Linked DNA regions of Homo sapiens: all the other regions are linked to region 3. A link is a loop called in an ENCODE intact Hi-C map of the cell type or tissue named here. Cell type or tissue: ascending aorta. All regions are shown on one strand. Region 1 overlaps LDLRAD4 (low density lipoprotein receptor class A domain containing 4). Region 2 overlaps LDLRAD4 (low density lipoprotein receptor class A domain containing 4). Region 3 overlaps LDLRAD4 (low density lipoprotein receptor class A domain containing 4). Region 4 overlaps LDLRAD4 (low density lipoprotein receptor class A domain containing 4).

Evidence for each region. A loop is a pair of places that touch in the nucleus more often than their neighbours do. Peaks named below come from ENCODE experiments on the same cell type or tissue, not always from the same donor. Only the 100,000 strongest peaks of a DNase experiment are listed, where the experiment ranks them.
Region 1: a loop joins it to region 3, with 3 times the contacts of the local background. A loop is called at or near these places in 20 of 110 quality-filtered maps.
Region 2: a loop joins it to region 3, with 3 times the contacts of the local background. A loop is called at or near these places in 23 of 110 quality-filtered maps.
Region 4: a loop joins it to region 3, with 4 times the contacts of the local background. A loop is called at or near these places in 11 of 110 quality-filtered maps.

What each region holds. Positions count from the first base shown.
Region 1 is chr18:13,433,724-13,438,723 of GRCh38, reverse strand. It overlaps LDLRAD4 (low density lipoprotein receptor class A domain containing 4), which reads right to left. Exons shown (of 7, transcript NM_001378100.1): 4 at 340-480. Among named protein-coding and RNA genes, the nearest start is that of LDLRAD4-AS1, 8.7 kb to the right of the region's middle. In ascending aorta, no CTCF peak of the experiment used is centred here; DNase peaks (open chromatin) are centred at 1,470, 2,623 and 3,000; H3K4me3 peaks cover 883 bases; H3K27ac peaks cover 4,825 bases.
Region 2 is chr18:13,265,472-13,270,471 of GRCh38, reverse strand. The region is part of intron 1 of LDLRAD4 (low density lipoprotein receptor class A domain containing 4); the gene reads right to left. Among named protein-coding and RNA genes, the nearest start is that of C18orf15, 28 kb to the right of the region's middle. RefSeq lists a silencer at 1,808-2,102 and an enhancer at 3,999-4,561. In ascending aorta, no CTCF peak of the experiment used is centred here; DNase peaks (open chromatin) are centred at 799, 1,961, 3,791 and 4,114; H3K4me3 peaks cover 1,733 bases; H3K27ac peaks cover 5,000 bases.
Region 3 is chr18:13,379,084-13,384,083 of GRCh38, reverse strand. All of the region lies in intron 2 of LDLRAD4 (low density lipoprotein receptor class A domain containing 4), which reads right to left. Among named protein-coding and RNA genes, the nearest start is that of LDLRAD4-AS1, 46 kb to the left of the region's middle. RefSeq lists enhancers at 1,951-2,575, 3,267-3,766, 3,767-4,268. In ascending aorta, no CTCF peak of the experiment used is centred here; DNase peaks (open chromatin) are centred at 403, 833, 1,453 and 2,033; H3K4me3 peaks cover 1,421 bases; H3K27ac peaks cover 4,596 bases.
Region 4 is chr18:13,316,387-13,321,386 of GRCh38, reverse strand. The region is part of intron 2 of LDLRAD4 (low density lipoprotein receptor class A domain containing 4); the gene reads right to left. Among named protein-coding and RNA genes, the nearest start is that of C18orf15, 79 kb to the right of the region's middle. RefSeq lists enhancers at 108-607, 2,074-2,575. In ascending aorta, no CTCF peak of the experiment used is centred here; DNase peaks (open chromatin) are centred at 1,548, 2,496 and 2,617; H3K4me3 peaks cover 383 bases; H3K27ac peaks cover 3,786 bases.

The DNA.
Region 1 (5,000 bases), 55 kb before region 3:
ATCTTTCTTTGCTTATTTAAAATTACTTCTGAAGTAGTAATGTTGGTATGAAGAATACTAAATCAATACATGATTTCCTGGAATCCAGGCATTGCTCAGACAAACAGCAAAAGCCTATTTCAAAACAGCTCCGCTGACCACTTTAGAGAACAGAACAAATTTCTGACTTTTGAACATGCTGTCCCTCTATCCTAAAAGAAGAAAACATTTCCTTTGTGAAAATGCAAATCTCTTTCCTTAACCAGAAAACAACCTCCTTCCCATGTCCCAGTGACCCCACCTCCTAACCGTTTCAGAACCACATCAGACAGTGCCACCCAGGTGGGAGGAGAGACTTACAGTTGAAGATGCCCGGAGGCGGGTGCTCGGTCACCAGGAGACAGTTCTCTTCGTCACTGTTGTCCCCACAGTCGTTCTGTTGGTTACAGACCAGCGAACCAAGATACAAGCATTTACCACTGGTGCAGGTGAATTTGCACTCTGAAAAAGTACAATATAAAGCATGGAGCAGTCAATGCAAGCTTGGTGCTCTTGAGCTGTGACTGTCGTTGGTTTTTCTTTCCCCCATTTGCATGCCATGATTGTTTGGGAGCTCAGACTATCTGGAGAGCCCAGGACACTAAACTCAGAGAAGGGCCATCTGGGTAAGGACCTTCCTCGTCTGAAACACACAGGATGGTGCCCTCCTGCACTCCACAGGGGCACCGAGGCCCACCTTGCACGCCTCACTCTACGGCACTGCCCACACAGTAGCACAGGTGCTCTCTTTCTTTCCACAACCTGCTCTGCAAAAGTCATAGCTGTGGGGCTCTATTATTCGGTTTGAAAACATCCTTGGCAGTTCTCCACACTTCCGAGAATGGGGGAGCCCGTGCAGCCAGCCGTGGCAGGGGCCATCAGAACTCAGGAGCGCTGGCTTAACAAAAGAACACTCAGACATTTTATCTCCCACTTGCCACTGTCCTGTGGTGAGAATCTGGACAACATATTTCACCTCTCTGATGTTCATTCCTCTCATGCCTAAGAAAAATCAGGCATAATACCAGGCATGGGTAGCAGTGAATTTACAATGTAAAACATGGGAAAATCATGTGTGCTTTCTGCTAAAGGGCCATGCTGGTGAACTATAAAAATAGGGCAGGTCCCATACCCAAATCCTTATAGGCCACACTGAACACAGGCTCCCTAAAGTCTGTACGAATCAATATTTGAAAATGGAATTCAGTTTTGTAGGACTTTAAAATAAATTTGCACACTTAACACATTACTATCCATTTAAGCAATGAAGAATAAAGGAAGTTACACAATTATATACACTTGAGCACAGAAAGGTCCATTACATCTTACAGTGACTGTCATCCTGCATTCTGAGTGTGGGCTTGGCCCTAGGAAACCACAGAAGCTGGCAGGATTCACACAGCACGGCCCACTCAGTACACAGCGGGAAGACAGAGTCTCTGGAGGAGTCCCGGGTTCCTCACCGCCACTGACTGTCACAGCCTCTTCCTTTTTCCAGGCCTTGGTTCTGTCTGTCTGGAATAAGGGTGGCAGGCCTGGATCAAGTCCAAGGTCCTTTCAACTCAGATTTTCAATCATTCAAATAAAAGGCTGGGCATCGGCACACCAAGGCCTCTTCCAGCGATGCTAACCATGTGTGGGGCTACCCCATGAGAGCCCAGCCTGCCTCTCAGCGGCGAACTGTGGCCCGCAAGACAATAACCTTCACCTGTTGTAAAGAAACACAACTTAAGAGTCCTCAAAGTATTTTTGTGAACCTGTATAAAAAGCGTATTATAATCCTCCATTTGTTCACATTCTCCTAAAAGAGTATAGAAAAAGAAACCAGCCGAGCTGCTGACCTAGTTTAGAATAACATGTGAACACAGCCCAAATGCACACCCACAAGCGCCTCGCTAGCGGCGCCATCCAGGTTAGAAAATCTGTGTGCAGAGTGAGGCTGGGCCACGTGGTGGGGGTGCTGCTGGAGCCAAACGCTCTCTTTCCATAAGGTGGAAAGATTAAAACCCAGCTGTTTGAAATCACATTTACTAAGTAACATTTTTTTAACTTAATGGAAAAAAGGGATGTCAAGGGAAAAATTTATCTTCCTTTCCAAAAGAAATATTGGACTATGGATTTATACCAAACATGAAAAGCGCATTAACCGAAAACAGGTACTCCCTGTGTTGCTAAAACAGTGATTGGGAAAAAGGAATACTAATCTGAATTGAATCAAACTCTTAACTAAAAAGTTCACCATTGCTGTGGTTTGAAAGGATCCAAGGTTAGACTACCATATTCAAGTTGGTGTGGAACATTAAACTACCCAAGAAATGAAACCACATCCACACTTCACTAATTTTAACTTGTTGGGGGGAGACACGACATGCTTGCAAGGAAATGAATTCTGTGGCTCATTCATTCGTTCATATAACCAATATATTAGCCGCTTCTATGTTCTGTGCTAGGTACTGAGACATGGAAACTCGGAAGTGAATGAGCTAGCCCTCTTCAAAGAGCTTATGACATGAACTATTTTAAAAATATGAGCAGTGACTAATTTGCTGCTCCTTCCAAGGCCAAACATTTCCCTTCTTTATCTCCTTCATAATCTAGAGGGCCGCCCAGCCTGTGACAGGCACTCGGTGAATCACACATTTGTTGAATAAATGAATAATTTGATCTGAGCCTCATAAGAACCCTGTGAAATAATTAGAGCAGATATTATTCTTCCCATTTTATTCCATTTTGCCTCATCTCATAGCACTGCCTCAGTTTCCAAATCCACTTTAAGGAATGTGAGAGACTCACTTGTAATGGGCATGGCCCCATGCATAACAAAGTTCCCCAAATCACTTGTTGTCTTAAGTAGGCTCAACCTTACTCAGGAAACACTAACAAGGCTTGTGCTACTAATGTGCTTGGCTCTTACTTCTTAGATAACGGAAACAACATCAACCTATTAAATTTCAAATTCAGCTGGGTACAGTGACTCATACCTACACTCTCCACACTTGGGAGGCAGAGGCAGGAGGATCATTTGAGTCCAGGAGTTCTAGAGCAGCCTGGGCAACAAAGCGAGACCCTGTCTCTACAAAAAAGTTTAAAAATTAGCCAAGTGCAGTGGCACACTCCTGTACTCCCAGCTACTCAGGAAGCTAAGGCAAGAGGATCGTTTGTGCCCAGAAGTTCCAGGCTGCAGTGAGCTATGATCATGCTACTGCTCCCAAGCCCAGGTGACAGAGCAAGATCCAGTCTCTAAAAAATTAAAAATTAAAAAAAATCAAATTTATAAAATCTAAATCTCAGCAGTGAGTCATTAGCCCAATATCAGAGTAAGGTCTTTCCATCACATGGCCACTGGAATCAGAATGACCAGATTGAGAATTTTAATTTATTGGCTTCTTGATGTGATATAGAAAATACTAGAAAATTGCTGTAATGTGATTAAGTGCTAAGAATTAATGCTAAAGCTGGAATGAGAACTGCAGAGCACAGTAAATATCTGTCCAACTTAACAAAACTGGTGTTGACAGAGGCAGGCTTCCACCTCCATCCCAACTCCGGACAGGCTGTCCCCAGCACACTGTGCCACCCAAAAGCCCAGTGCATTCAGGTCCTCTAATCACGAGATTATTGTGATATTTCAAACAAACTGATAACCCTAGGAGAAAGGCCCTCCTCTTAGCTGCATATTGGGATCACCTGGACGTCTTTCAGCACTGCTGGGGTCAGAGTCCCAGACAGGTCCTATCTCACTGGCCTGAGGTGCAGTCAGACAGCGTGGGTTTTCTGGCACCCTCTGGCCTGGCTCCAATGGGCAGCGCAGATGGAGAACCACTGTCTACTGAGAAAGAGGTAGCTCACATACAGCAAGCCTCCTCTTTAGTTAATGGTATTTTATTGGAATGTTTATTTGGTATTTGCTAATTTACAAAGAAGAAAACTAAAATACAATCTCTTAAAATAAGCAGGTATTTGGATAATTGCTGACTACAGGGCCCAGTCGCTAGAGCTCTGTTCTGTCAATGGGCTATTTGGGAAACTTTGGAACCAATGTAGTTTTGACCCCTAAACTACACTTTGACAGACTAGAACCAGAGAGGGTCCTCCATGAAGTAAAACTCAAGTCAGAGAAAGACAATGGAAAATTTTTAAAAATATGTTGTCTATTCTTTGTGGAACTTGTTGAGTATTTCTGCCAAGCTAGAAGTTGAGGGAAATCATGGATTGTTAAACATTAGAAACATTTTGGTGACAAATTCATGGCAACCTCAGATGTATAATACTGGACTGGAATACAGAATGAGTTGCTCAGGAACCAGTGTCTCCTCCAGGAGCTATAGACGTATTATAACCTATAAGATTTAAATCACTCCTCTTCTTAAAAAAAAGTCATGCCCTTCTAAGTGAAGAAAGTGGCATTCCTCTTTGCCAAAATTTCCTATTTGATTTCTTATTAAAAAAAAAAAAAACTTAGGAGAAACAACTTCCAGAGTCAACAACAGACTTTAGAATCGCTGTAAACACTTCTGGTAATAACACAATCTTCTCCACATTTAGGGTATTCAGCTTCTCTGCATTTCTACATAAAGCTTCTGATGGGTTTTTCTGTGTTGTGGAGTTATCCCAGAGTCATCAAATCTTAATGCTGAGAGGGACCTAGACACACTGATCCACCCCTCACCTCCCAGGTGAGGAAGCAGGCCAGGGATAATGCCTGACTTACCCGAAGCTGGAGAACAAATTACCTGTAGTGGAACATAAAACCCGAGATTTCCATCGGATCGAGAGGAAACCCTTTTTTGTCCTGAAGGTCATTCTAGTTGTGTACAAACTAACATCAGCCAGTTGGGTTATACCATGTGCGAGAGGAGAAAGGAAAAGAATGATTCAGAGAAAGGGAATGTCCTAATATTTTATAACCTTTGAAAAAACAGGGAATTTTAGGAGCCCTAAAACTAGGGGGGAAATGGAATATCTTAAGGTTTTCTGTGAAT
Region 2 (5,000 bases), 110 kb after region 3:
CTGGAACGAGCATACTTTGCCCTCTCGACCCGGCCAATTCAGACTCTACACATCTGTAGTGAGCCCCAAGGTTCTACATTTCCTTTTCTTTTTTTCCTTTTCTTTTTTTTTTTTTAAGAGACAGAGTCACCCAGGCTAGATTACAGTGAAGCCATCACAGCTCATAGCAGGCTCTGCTTCCTGGGTGCAAGTGATCCTCCCACCTCAGCCTCCCATGCAGCTGTGATCACAGGTAGGCACGCCACCAGGCCCAGCTAATTTTTAAAATTTTTGTACAATCAGGATCTTGCTGTGTTGCCCAGCCTGGTCTCAAACTCCTGGGATCAAGAGATCATCCCACCTTGGCCTCTCAAAGTGCTAAGATGTCAGATGTGAGCCACCATGCCCAGCCTCCACATTTCTAGCAAGCCCCCAGGAGACACCAGCACAGCGGTCCAGTGACACGGCTCTAGACAGCCCTGGTGTGTTTGCAGATCAAGGTAGCCTGCCTTGACTCCTCTACAAATACTTGTTCAAATCCACAGCAGCAAGAGCCTGCTGTGAAGGCAGCTATTCGAGTGATACCCATAAGCATGTTAACATGGATGTCAGGTGACGGACAGGGCCACATGGGAGGATGGAGGACAGAACATCCAAGGGGATACCAGGAGGAAGGGGTCGAAGAAGGCTGTGAGGACACTGAGTTTGAGAATGAGACCATGCCTGCTGCAGAAACCTATGAACCATTCAAGATGAAAAGAACACATCTCTCTGGAAGGAACTCCCACACTGCCGACTCAGACTGACTCCAAGTGTGAGCACATGACGTCGGACAGCTCGCTAGGGCCCCAGCAGGCTGGGAAACAGGCACGGATGCTACCAGCAGAAGCCACCACGCAAATGGGCTTCCCCTCAGGAAAAAAAAAAAAAGATCATCTACCCCGGTTCATTTGAAAAGACACAGATGCTCCAAATATTCCCACATTAACGGATCATTTTAATTGAAAATAGAGACATGCTTCTACTACCTCATCAGAGCACTAGTTCAGAGCACAATATCTGATTGTAAAGATTGTCACTGTGTGTAAGCCAGCTGCTTACATTTCATTGAGCCAGTGTTTTAAAAAATTACCAAGTTCCTCTTCATTTTACACCATTCTTAGAATATTTCCCAGTATTTTCTCTATGAGACCACTGAAAAATAACCATTGGCATTGAAATCTTGCTCAGCTTGGGAGCCACTATTAACTAGTTAAAGTTTGGACATGCTGCTCTACAAGCTACTAAATTAATAAGGGTAAAAATAAACTTCCAGAAAAGGCAAACCCTACATTAGTTCAGCCCTCTCGCATTCAAAGACATGCAGCCTTTCCTCATTCTTGTGGGTTTCATAAACTAAGAAGCACAGAACACTGTAAACTGATTTACTGGTTTCCATACATGCTGCCAAATTTCCACTTCTGCAAAACCAATTTCAATCAAACAAAAACCCTAAAGTTAATCTTCTAGTTCCTCACATGGTCCAATTTATTCAGAATGCAGGGTAAAAAGTTGGAAGACAAGAAATCAATTGTTGGCGAATAATGTCAATGTTAATTTACTGTCTTCATTTTTTAAATCACTACTTTGTCTCAGGATCATTTCCTCCTCCAAGTTCTGGAAAGTCTTTAAAAAGTGGACACTGCCAAACAATGGCCTTGTTATAAGCCAAAGTTTAGTTATTTTAAGGCATTTACTTTACTGCCTTTTAGCTGAAGTTCTCATGAAAATCTTTCCAAGCCACTAACTTTGTTAAGAATTTTTACAGGTTTACAATATAATACTGCATAGCTTCTAAACATTTCAGGGTTTTACTCTGCCCATTACTTTAGCCTTTAAGAAAGCAGCGAAGTCTGGAGTTAACAACTTAGGTAAGAGAAAGGGACGCCAAGAGGGGAAACGCTGGCAGTGACTTAACAAGGCTGCATTCCAAGGGAACAGCTAAAGGGCAGCCTGCGGTGTGAGGCTCCTTGTAAGAGGTAGCAGAGGCAGTCTGAAGGCACAGCATTTTGCATGTGCTGACTCCCTAAGAGATCTCCCTTCCTCTGCCTTCAGTAGCATGCTCAGATGTGCATATAAAGACCAAGAAGCCCCATATTTTCAGATGCTCAGATGAAACCATCTCCCACTAGGCCAGAATCCCAACAGGGGAGGGAAGCAGGGAGAAGAGTCAAGCCGAGGGGGGAGGAGGGTAAAGGAGGAACTGAGACTAAGGAAAACGGATAGAGAGTCCAGGACAGACTGGCAGGGGAGGCGGAGTGGGCACCATCTGCAGTCCATCGACAGGAACAAAATATTCTGCCCTGGGACAGGAAAACAAAGGAAATCAGTAGAAAACTATAGTCTTAAACTTAAGAGGAAAATATCTCTCCAGGCACATCTTGGAAAGTACAAGAGTTTCAAAAGACTAAAAAGAATGTGTCAAGCCAGGTGCACTGGGGGTAGTAGTTGTCGTCCCAGCTACTACAGAGGGGAGGTGGGAGGATCGCTTGAAGTGAGGAGTTCAAGTCTAGCCTGGGCAACATAGTGAAGCCTCATCTCTAAAAAATTGTTTTAAAAGAAAAAGAAACAATGCATTGGTCTGCCCATGTTACCTTAAGTCAAAGCTCAGGAAGGACAGTGGGTGACTCACAGTCTGTGCCAGTTCTCATGGCATGCAAGCTGTCACCAGGGGCCCCAGGAAAGCTGCTGGACAATCCTTACATGTGCGTGATTTCCAATCAGCCAGCCAGAATGCGGGGCCCCAGCCTCTGGCTGAAACCTTCCAGAAAAGCAAAAGATGAGAATGAACAAATGAAGTAGCTGGGTTACACACGACGTCTGAAGTGAGGCTTGCTCATCTCAGTTAGACAGCAGCAGGAGCTGGATCTGAGCGAAAACTGACGGCTGATCTCATACATGCAAACACCAAACACTGCAGAGGTTGTTTACAGAAAGTGAATTAGCATTCACAGGCTATGCCCCTGGGCAGCTTCACTATCCTGATCAAACTGTCCCCGTTCTTCTCAAATTCCACCACCACATGTGACAGGTGGAACGGGTGATGCTGGTTTTAAAATAAATGAGATAGACCACTCTTCCAGTAACTGCTAAGGCTGCAGGCCTGTGTGCACACACTAAAAACAATACAACACAGACACACACACGCGTGAAACTGACCAGTGATCAGAAGTAGAGTTTCCAGACGTTCCAAACATTACTTTGATAATTTTTAAGTGCACAGCAAAAAAAAAGTGTATCACTCTACATCTACATAATTACATACCAAAAAATGTTTCTATTAGAATTATTTGGCCCTTACAAGTGAAAGTACATTTTGCAAAGATAGGTGTCACTGAACTGCTAAAGCAATGTTAGCAGTCGCATTCATAATTCACAAGTGCAGTCTGAGAATATTTTCACAAACCTCTCCCTTGCCACCATTACCCTGTTGATTCTAACCAAGACCTAGGCGTGAACTCAGAAAATGCTGTTCTTTCACAAAGAGATTCCACATGAAAGGAGATCTAGCCTTCAGTCGACGTAAAAGATTTTCTACCTCACTGGAACATAAAATTGTAACTCTTAGTATTACTCTTACTCAGAATTCTGTTCATTTCAACTCTCTTCCTAGTCAGTGACTTGCCACCTCTGAGGCTGTGACTGAAACTGTAACTTACACTCGGAAGGCAGCTCCAAGGGTAGTGTGGGGACAGGACTCCAGGGATCTGCCCACGGGTCTGGCCAGGACTGCGGTGCTGGGCTTGCTTCAGAGCAGTTCCCTCTCCTCCACGGAGAAGCCATCGCCAGGCAGCGCCTGAGCGTGGAGGCCCTGCGGCAGCCTGCCTTCTGCCTAAGACGGTCACTATGCCAATTCAAAACAAAACAAAACATAACTGATTCCCAGCTGTGCCCAGTCCAAGCCCAAATCTGGAGAAGGCAGCCACCAGAGACCCTCGGAATCCTCCCGCCTCTGGACACCTGAGCCCCATGCCAGAAAGGAAAGGAAAGCCAAGCCCAGGGTTGGGTGCCTTCCTCAGCGGGCTGTGTCTGTTGTCCCCGAGACTGCTCCTGCCCACATCTGGCCACGGACCCAGTGCGAGGTACCAGGAGTTGTGCAGGAGGAATGAAGCCACGCCCTGCCCTCGAGGAGCTCCCAGGCTAGCTGTGAATGCAGGGCTGGAGGGCAGAGGGCTTATGCGGACTCTGTAGCAAAATGATCTTCTGTGTTCCTGGGTCCACAGGAAGAAGTCGGGGGAGCCCTAAAAACAAGCCCCGAAAAAGCCTTTGTTTTTAAGGTCTGGGCGAGTGCTACTCACTGTCCAAACTACAGAACAACCGTGTCAAGGAGCCCGCCATTCTTGCTAAAACACACGTTCACTGCCAGGCATCATCTAAGCTTCTGAGTCAGAATCTCTTGGGGTGGAGTCCAGGAATCCGTATTTTTAACAAGCTCCCCAGATAATGCTTAAACATATCGATGCTTAAAACCAGAGCTCTAAACCTAGATCGAGCAGATCCACGTGGGGGTGAGGAGGAGGCTGAGTGCTCAGGGGTGGGAGGAGAAGAGGGACCCACCCAGGGGAGGGCAAAGACCTCAGGAGTAGTGAGGAGGGGGCTGAGGAAGACCCCTGGAGGCCTGAGCTGTGTGCAGCAGAGTGGAGTCCCAGGGCCACCCCAACAGGAGATGACTTCAGCAGACCTTGAAGAAGATCTCAGCACCAGGCAAGCAGGACCCATGGCCAACGAAGCCCTGGGGAGTGGGGCCAGGTGTGACTGAGTGACAAGTCCTCGGAAACGTGCCTGGGGAGGACAGTCCCCAGATGACTGATATCAGCCACCCCATCTTTCTCAGTGAGTCAGGGATCAAAGGAGATTTATTTCTCAAGAAAAATGAAGAGATGTGGCACGCCTTGCTCCTGGGTGCATGGAGCTATTCATCCCTGTCACACGTTTTGACAAATTGCGATGAGCCCAGAAAAGGGCTCACCTGGGCAGCTGAC
Region 3 (5,000 bases):
AAGCGTGGTCATGGCCAGGATTTTTAGGACAGTGATGTGTGCGGTTCCCAACAAAAGCAGGGTGAACACAGCTGTGTTACCGCATCAATGGATAACGTGCCTATTCCTATATACACTCTGAGTCTCCCCCAATGCAATTTTCAAGGTAAAATGCAATTATAAATGCTGTAAAAAGTCTTCTTTCTCACTGCTAGCAACAAAGATTAGCTACCCTTTCTAGGAATACGCAGCAGAGGTGCAAGCTTCGTTCTGCTCAGTGAAAGACTGTGACCACCCAGAAGGGGCCAGAACCCAGCGGCACTCAGTAAGTGTGTCAGGTGACCAACAGGCAGCGCAGGGTGGGTGATCAGGACCCAGAGAAAACTCTGAGGGCCAGCACAGTCAGCAGAAGCCTGCAGGCCCTGTTCTGGACAAGACGTGTGCTTTTAGTTTAGAAACCAACCAGCAATCAGCACAGCCATGCTGGGCATCTGTGGAGCAAACACGTGGAAGGGTAAAAGTTGGAGGAGCTGAACAAACGCTGCTTGCCGGCCGTCCCTCCAATCTTCTGCTCTCGTGAGCCTCCTGCTCATGAGCTGCCACTCAGCTTTCCAGTCTCAGCCCAAACAACCCTCCCTGGAGATGCTTCTTTGATGGCCCCCAGTCTAAGTCCAGACCCTGCTACACAACCCGCAGCACCTGGTCGGCTTCCCAAAACATCTGCAGTTGCGACTCCACACGGGTGTCCTGATTGCACCATGCCTGCCCGTCTCCCCCACAAGTGCCATGAGAGCAAAGGCAGTGGCCAGCAGATCCTCCAGTTCCCCTTGGCACCCAGCAGGTGCCCAGTAAATACGTATTTCCTGAGCGAACACATGAGTGAAGGAAGACACTTACGTGAAGCTTCCCTGAGTACTATACACAGCGCAGAGAAGGCTCAGCAAACACCTACACAATTAACCCAGCCCTAGCTGCGCCTGGCAAGGGGCATTTCCCAGGTGGAGGTGCTGCTCCTCAGCCTGCTTGGCTGGGACCCTCCGGGCTGGTTTTCCCACCACCCCACTAGAAGAGTTGAGATGATGATTACAAGTGGTGAGCCTGCTGCACTTACACTTCCCACAAAGTCCTATCCAGCAAAGGCCTTCAGAGGTCATTGACTTAAATGCCCTCAGGCTACAGAGAGAGAGCAAGCGCTGCCCCATGGAGGCGCAAGAACTGCGCCCAACACTGGCAGCAGGAGAGCAGGACTGACCCTGGGCCTCTTGCCCTGAAGGCACTGCTTCCCATGCTACTCCTGAGGCCCAGGAAGCTCCCTAAACCCAAGTAGCTTAAATCAAGAGAGAAGGAGAGGGGGGAATACAGGAAGAGGCAACTTACCCAGGACGCAAGGTCACAGTCAAGATCCCCCCCAAGGCAGCAAGCACATGGTCATCATTCTACACACACACGCACACACATGCACACACGCACACACACGCACACACACACGCACACACACATGGAGGTTCTATTTATACTGGGAAGATGGGCAGGACTAACCAGGAAATAAATTAATTCAATATTGCACTTGAAAAATGTCATTAAGTCCCTCCCATAACAGAGCAACAGTTACTAAGGAAATAGAGCACGTCAAATGGAAAAACACCCCCACAGGAAGGGACATTTTAAAAACATGAACACTCACAAACCTAACCAAGTAAGTTACAGGGTATGTCTGCCTTACCAGTTATTCACAAAAACTTATATGAAACGCAGTCCTCCTCAGAGTCATTCAGGAATACAAACTGAACTGTGTCCGTATTATATCTTTCATTAAAAGACACTGTAAAAACAGATACATGGGGTTCAGGAAATGTGAGGGTCACACAGGGGCACGGAGGCCAAAATCCAATGGAGAAGTGAAACAGCCTTTTTTCCAAAATCAAAGTAGCACTCAAAAAACCGTAGTGCATAAAGAATTGACGCTGCAGTTTCATTTTTTATTTCCTCCTGCTGTGGACAGACTGTTTCGCTGGCGGAATGTCGGTTACCTAGGTGACAGCTCCACAGCCATGGCGACTGCTCCAGGCCCCACAGACGCTCAGGGCCGAGCCCCGGCCTGTGGATGCCGATCCCTGGCCACTCTACCCACCAGAGAAGTTCCAGGGAGAAAGGAACGCTGCCAACCAAAGAGGTCATTCTAAACCTCGGCAAACTGGGGCTCTGCTGCAAAATTTAAAAAAAATAAAAATGACCATGTTTGAGAGCTGCACGGCACAGCTCACCTATGCATCATCTCACCCTATGTTCATTTAGGATCAAAGAGGCAAAGGGCTTGTCATGAGACAGATGGGAGAAAAAGTGGGGAAAAGACCCTTGAGAAGCTATTTCCAACTTGAGCTGGGACCAGGTGTCCCACCAAGGGAGATGTCACACGTCTCCATGTGAGTGCCTCAGAGCTCATGGATAGTGCAGACCTTGGCAACGGCCAGTCAGTCTCAAGATCTCCTAACAGTAAAGAAAAGGAGGTGCTACAAATAAAACACCTCTGCCTCCAGGCAGCCAGCCGTAGGCAGAGAGCCCCAGGTAGGGGACCCACTCTGCTTCTGGTACCCGTGGTGACTCCCGGCCCTGGCTCCCATCTCCTCTTTTATACAATGAGGAGGTGAAACTGGAGGTCCCTCCCATTCCAAAAAGTCCCCTATGGCCATGTCTCTGGCCGAGAGAGAGGGCAAATGGGCATAAAAAAGGATACAGTGGGCGGGCACGGTGCCTCACGCCTGTAACCCCAGTGCTTTGGGAGGCTGTGGCAGGAGGATTGCTTGAGCCCAGGTGTTTGAAACCCACCTAGCCAACATAGAAAGTCCCCATATCTACTAAAAATATAAAAATTAGCTGGGCATGGCTGTGCACACCTATACTGGGGAGGCTGAGGCAGGAGGACTGCTTGAGCCCATGAGTTCAAAGCTGCTGTGAGCTGTGACTGCACCACTGCACTCCAGCCTGGGCAACATAGCAAGACCCTGTCTCTTCAAAAAAAAAAAAAAAACTAAAGAGAAACAAAAGAAAGGGACACAGTGCAGAAGCACAGAAAATCCACATGGAAATGCAAATCTGAGAGCAAGTCAGAGAAACAGGCTGCCTATAGCCAGGGAAGACTGAGTTGGAGTGTGATGAATTTTTCATGCTACTTTTCATCTCTGTGATGTGGGGGGGCAAAATAACATGTAGCTTTTGTAACACAACCTCCAAGCCATCCTCACCCTGGGTAGCTCAGTGGGATCTGGTTACTTGTTCAGCATAATGTAGTTCAGGGTAGCGTAGTGCCTTGCTGTAGGTCACCAATTCAGGAAGCAAGTACAAAACCCAAAACATCGATTCAAAGACACACACAGGCTGCAAACAGGAAAAGCAATAATTATATTAGAACATTCTTTAAAATGTCACCTTGACAAATCCAACACTTGATAAATCCTGAGGCTATATTCAAACCAAGTTGGAGAGAGTTCCCCCTAAAATAAACAGGATAACTGTCCTTAATGCATTAGTAAGTCTATAATTATCGACTCATATGATCTAGCAGCAGAGGAAGCCGCAAGGAGTCATATATCCGACCCCTGTGCTTTGTGGAGGAGGCGATCCAGAGGCTCAGGGAGAGGGGACAGGTTGAAGATGAGTGTGGGAGGAATGCAAGCCAGGGCTGGAACCAGGTGTCTGGATCCTGGCCCAAGCTTCCAGTTCCACTGTCTACACACAGCGGCCACAGGAGACACTGGCTCAGGAGGGAGAGCCTGCAATGCTAGGAAGACAGCCGTGCACACCTGCACCAGCCGCTCGCTGGGAATCAGGGAATACTGGGAAGATCTCTGCTTTCCAGGGCCCGAACCAGGCCATTCCCACAGCACCCACATGCACAAGGGAATGGGAAAGGGTCAGGGCTTGGCCCAGGGGCAGATGATCCCTGAGCAGACGTGCATTCTGGTCTGAGCCCGGTCTGAGCACATCACAGACACCTCCACTGTGGCCACCAGCCAAGCAGCGGCAATGCCCCTCCCAACCCAGCCCCACCCCCGTAGAGGTTCTGCTCCCACTGTGGCCTGGCGTGAGGGCTCGGGCTGACGGGCAGGGGGCTGGCGGGCAGGGGGCTGGCGGGCAGGGGCAGGCCTCTGCAATCCTCCACACCCAGGGATCTCCCCCACTCCAGCTTTCTTCAGATAAAATCAGCTTAAAATGGGCATGACAGGCAAACAAGAAGGGGGTCAGACCATAGGCTAACAAGTGTGGGCAGGAAGGGAGGGGGAGCTGTCTCATTCTTTGGTGGGAATAGAAAAGAATATGAACCGACAAGCTGTTTGTACGAAACAATTTTCATCTCCCTTGCCAAGCCACTCCTTGCTGTCAGCTCACAGCAGGCTTCCCTGGGACACCTGTGCCGGCCCACAGTCTTCCCTGCTCTCTGGCCTGCAGGACGCCACCAAAGCTGCATCTCTTCATTCAGTATTTCAACAGCTATTTGTGGGGTCATTACTCTGGCAGGCACTATTTTAGGAGCTGGGGAGACAGCAGTGAGCAAAACAAACCAAGCTCCTGTCACCATGGGGCCCAGATCCTTGTGTCTCGTCTGCCTCTGCAGGTGTTTCTGGACAACGCTTCCTGATTATCCTTGGCATTGACCATGGGGACTAGAATACAGCAGGTACCCAATAAATGCTGACTGTACTGCACAGAATTCTAGCTGAGCCTCAGCTAGGTCACCTCCTTTTCAATCTATGGCCTCTGTCCTGCATCTGGGCACCACACACAAGTGGCTGCTGGCCTGGGGGTGCCCCATGGGGGACATCGTGGCTGGGAGTTTACTGCACAGGCAGTGCCCAGCCCCACACTGTTTCAAACATGCTCAAACAAGAGCCTTATACAAAGGGGCCAGAGGACAAAAGTCTGGGCTCTGGCCACATTGGGTTCACCTCATTCTAGGCTGTGTGTGACTTAGGCAGTTACTTAAAGCCCCTGAGCCTCAGTTTCCTTGGCTGTAAAATGGAAGC
Region 4 (5,000 bases), 63 kb after region 3:
CAAATAAACTATGGTTTTAAAACATCACACGGCGATAGGCCCAGAGATAGGCTTTGGAAACGTTTGCAGCTACATCTGAAATCACAGACTCATAATGTTCAGGAGGAACCTGGCCGGGCAGCCAAACCGCGCATAGGCCTCTGGGGGAGATGCAGGGCTGAGTGTGCAGACGGCGGGTAGGGGCAGGAGACCGGCCTGTCTGCAGCAGGCAGCCTGTCTGCTGGGCCAGAGAAGACCCAGGGAGCCAGTCTCTCGGAGTCCTGCAGCATGCTCGGGCCGAAGTTAACCACCTCTGCTTGCTGCCTTCATCAACACAAGAGGGCGGGGGAGCTGCAAAACCAAGTATCTCCAACTACGCTCTCCACACTGAACTCACTAGGGCTCACTGAAACAGTGCATTCATGCCTGGCCTCCAATTTACTTTTCCCCACCTGCAGACACAGGCGTGGCTTGTTATGTCCAGTCACGGAGAGGAGCCACCTTCTGGAGGGTCCCACTGGGAGGGAATGACAACAATCCTGTTAGGCTTTGAACTCCTGAATTAAACTTGAACACGGTCTACCAGATGCCATGGGCATTTGTGACACTCAGGGAACAATGAGGTCAACACGTCACACGTTACTCAAACGTAGAGTTGCCCCATTGCTCCCCGGCTCCACCCTGCCATTGCACCTGGCAGCGGGATTCCCACAGCCTGTGCTGAGCCTCACTGTTGGGGACTGCAGTGACCTTCCTCACCGTCACAGGACAGAAGATGCTTCTAAAACTACAAGTGTCCAGAAAGCAACTTGGGCCACCTTCTTACAGGCTGAGCTCTCTGTTACTGGAAGAATTCAAACAAAGTCAGGATTACCCTCTATCAGAGGGGATTCACTCTTCCATAAGGAATTATGCCAAGCAGTTTGAGAGCACTGGTCACTGCAGTCCCAGGGGGAGAGCAGCAGGCTCAGACAGGGTTAAAAGTAGTCTCTTCCCTCAATTAAAGGATGACTTTTCAATGTGTTCATTCATAAGGCTCCTTCCTAGATGAGAGGCAGCGGAAACGTAAAAATAAAGAAAAGGCAACAGATTACGTCAACACAGGACTTCACAGTGTCAGTCACCTAATACGACTAATGCAATCTTGAAAGCAGGATTCGCCAAGTCAGAGATGCAGCTAAAAGACTTGCGAATGATTCTTTTCCCTCAGAGGCGCAGCATTCTCTCTTGTAAACAGAAACGATGTATAAAACTACAGAAGATCTTATGATCAGATATGCAATAAAATATGTTATCTCATCCTAAAGTTGAAATCTCAGGATGGAGTCAACTATGATTCCTGCAACAATGCAGACAACACTGTTTTCAACTCAAAACATAATTTTTTATACTCTGTGAATAGGCCACACATAGTTTTTTGGTTTTGGTTTTTCATCCTTTCTTCCCTTGGGTATATCAGTCAAGGAATCATTTATTATAAAAATTATAATAGAAATGAGACATAGTGGCCTCAAGTAATGTCTCATGACCTGAGCTTTAAATCGTAAGTCTCAGAGCTATGAGGCAACTGTTCCCGGAAATATTGACCTCAAAGGTCATCTCATGCGGGGTTTCCAAAATTCAGCCCCTGGAATGCCCTTTTCATGGTTTTTGCCATAAATATAGACGATCTGTACTGTTTATTTCCTTATCATTTTTTGATAGACCTAATCACTCTTTTGGCTGAAAATAAGTTTATTTAAAAGGAGAACTGCTATTACTACCATAAATAGAAAGCCAGTATCCCTGGTCGTAAGTTACAGGCAAATCTAAAACACGCACACACAAAAATGAGAGAGTCATCTAGTGATAACTTTTAGAGAGAGACAAACTGAACTTAACAAGTGTTCCAAATGCTTAATGAATTTGTCTTTGCTGCAGGGAGAGGGTACAAGTCCTGCCTCCACCCACCTCTAGAACTCCAACTTTTCTGATGTATCCAAGACCAAGGATTGGTGTGGTGTCTGTAAACAAAATGCTGTCAAACAAAAGGAAACTCAGGAGCGAGCTGGCTCACGCACAGCAGCTGCACGACCTGGGCCAGCTGCCCCGCCACTGCGCACCTCTGTTACTCGCCCGTGAACTGGGACGAATCATACCCGCCGTGGCCACTTCAGAGGGGTGTTGTTCATTACGACAATCGATTCGTGTTTCTGCACCATAAAGTCCACATGAGCAAAAGGTGCCATGACAGAGAGGAGCAGCAGCTAAGTTAATCAATACTATGAAGTATTTAATAGGTATAAAGGGCTTCATGAGAAATAAGAGCTGCAGCAGCATTTAAAAACAGTGAATGACCTCACCCACTAAATGGCTTGATGTGTTCCAGACGTAGCAGGCCCTGAGTTCACCAACAGTTACTGTGAGTGCTGAGCTCCCCATCCATTCTTAAGCTCTCCTCATTTAAAGCCAGAAAGCTGCGCAACAAAGGAAGGGGACAGCGAGTCACTAGGGAAGGGGACTGCGGTCCGTGGTGGAGAGGGAGCATGACTCAGTGTAAAGTAAGAGGGCTTTTCTAACGTGGACAGGAACAGCACTGCCCACACACACCCACCAGACAGGAGCTCCATCACCCAGGGTCCTGCCTAGGTCTGTGGCCCAGGCAGCACCACAGTGACACAGACAGACACCAGACAGACACTGGCAGAGGCCACCTCCCGTCCACTGGCTTTGAAATCCCCGGAATGCCTAGCGGCACATTAAGAGCAGCATCAAGCTTTCCATTTGTCATCCAGTGCCATTTTAAACTCAGAAGGAGAAAAACACAAGAAATTTTAGTCTTATGGATGGGCATTTATTCTATTTTATGAGGTCACACTTAAGATTCACTATGAATCCCAGCATTTTGGGAGGCTAAGGCAGGTAAATCTCCTGAGGTCAGGAATTCGAGACCAGCCTGACCAGTATGGTAAAACCCCGTCTCTACTAAAAATACAAAAATTAGCCGGGTGTGGTGGCATGCACCTGTAGTCCCAGCTACTCAGGAGGCTGAGGCACGAGAATCGCTTGAACTCGGGAGGCGGAGGTTGCAGTGAACTGAGATCATGCCACCGCACTCCAGCCTGGGCGACAGAGGGAGACTCTGTCTCAAAAAAAAAAAAGATTTCACTATGAATTAAAGCTCCATCCCCAGAAATCAGCGATGGCCACAGGCAGCAGGGGAAGGAGGCAGTGGTGCGCAGGGAAAGCCGGAAGCTCCAGGTGAGCGGTCCTGCCTTGAAGGGACCCCTGCGCTGAACCCTCCCAGTGCTGACAACACTCAGGGAACAGTGACTTCACAAGGACAGGAAGCGAGGGACCGGACGAGTGGCAGATGTATACTCAACCACACGGTAATGCAGAAAATTCTATTCCAGATGACACAGAGAGACAAATATTTAACATAATGTGAAATTCAACTGTGTACACTGATAAAGATTAAAAGAAGACATAGATTCCTCTAGTAGAAACAGTTGGTGTCATATGATAAAAAATTTTTTCTTAAATGGCTTTTATTTTTATTATAGGAGTAACAAACGTTCATTGGAGAAAATACAAAAATAGAAATAAACAGAGAAGATAAAATCACCCATAATCCCACCACTCAGACAGAAACATTACTTATATTTTGGGTTATTCTTCCAGACTTTTCTCTATATGAATATAAACATACACATTTTTAACTGAAGTGGGATCACAGTGCACATACTGTCTTGTGACGTGCTTTCTTTAACTCAGCCTGCCTTGAATGTTGCCAGGTTCAACAGATACACTTCAACAATACTGTAAGGTCTTCCCAGTGGCACCCACGGAAAATAGACAGGTGTACCATTGTTCTACCAATCCTAATTGTTCAATTTATTAAAAAGATAAAGGATAACCAATTTCAAATATTAATTTTTTAAGTGATGAATGCCTTCTAGTGAAGAAATCTTATCTGTAAGTCCATCAAAATGAATTGAGACAAAAATGAAATACTCTTTCAGTAAAAAAATCATCTGAATAGCTGAGCAGGTCAGGATCTTCCATCCAAATTGCTTTGGGGATGTGTACCTTAGGCTTCGGGCTAAAGAAACTGGGAGTCTCTACAGGTTGAAGCTATCCCTGAGAGCTTAGGATACGTGTAGGGGCAATTTAAGAAATATCTTTTTTGTGGCTATAGACCCTGCCTTTACAGTAAACTATCATCCTTGGGAATTCACCTGTTACCACTGTGAGAAGCTGCTATCTTTGGCAATGCCCGATGCTTTGATGTCTGCTTCACCTGACATTGGTGCACCAGCTTCCTTATGGCTAGTGTGTGCACCGGGCATCCTTCTCCCTCCTTTCACTATCGTGCCTTCTGGATTCCTTCATCTAAGCACGTCTATCGTAAGCAGCAATTTTTTAAATATTCAGTTTGACAATCTCGGTATTAACTGGCATATTTAGTTCAGTTGCATTTTATGTAATTATGAAGTGTTTGAGTGAAAACTGACCATGTTGCTATCTGTTTTCTATTTATCCCATCTGTTTGGTTTGTACATCTCTCCCTTCTTACTTTCTTTTGGATTCACTGAGTACTTCTTATCGGTTCAGTTTTCCCTCCTCTGTCACCACATGCATCATGCATTATTAGTATTTTAGTGGTTACTTTGGAGATTGTAACATGTGTCCTAACTCACTAGTTCCCAAGAGAAATTAGTTCTCCAACAGCTTCCCTAACAACAGCAGCACCCACCCTCCACGTCCACCCTCAAGGCTGTTACCATCATGTGTTTTAATTCTGCCTGCACATCACACCCCACAAGGCACTGCTGTGACTTGCTGGTGACAGGTAGTCGCTGTCCACTCAGAACCACCCGTGGCTTTGCTGTTTACGTGGCTCTGCATTCCCTCCTACATTCCCATGCTTCCATCAGGACCCTTTATCCTTCCGCCTGAAGAATTTCCCTAATAATTTCTTCTACTATAGTTCTTCTGGTGACAAGTTCTGTCTGATTCCGTTTGTCTGAAAATGCCCT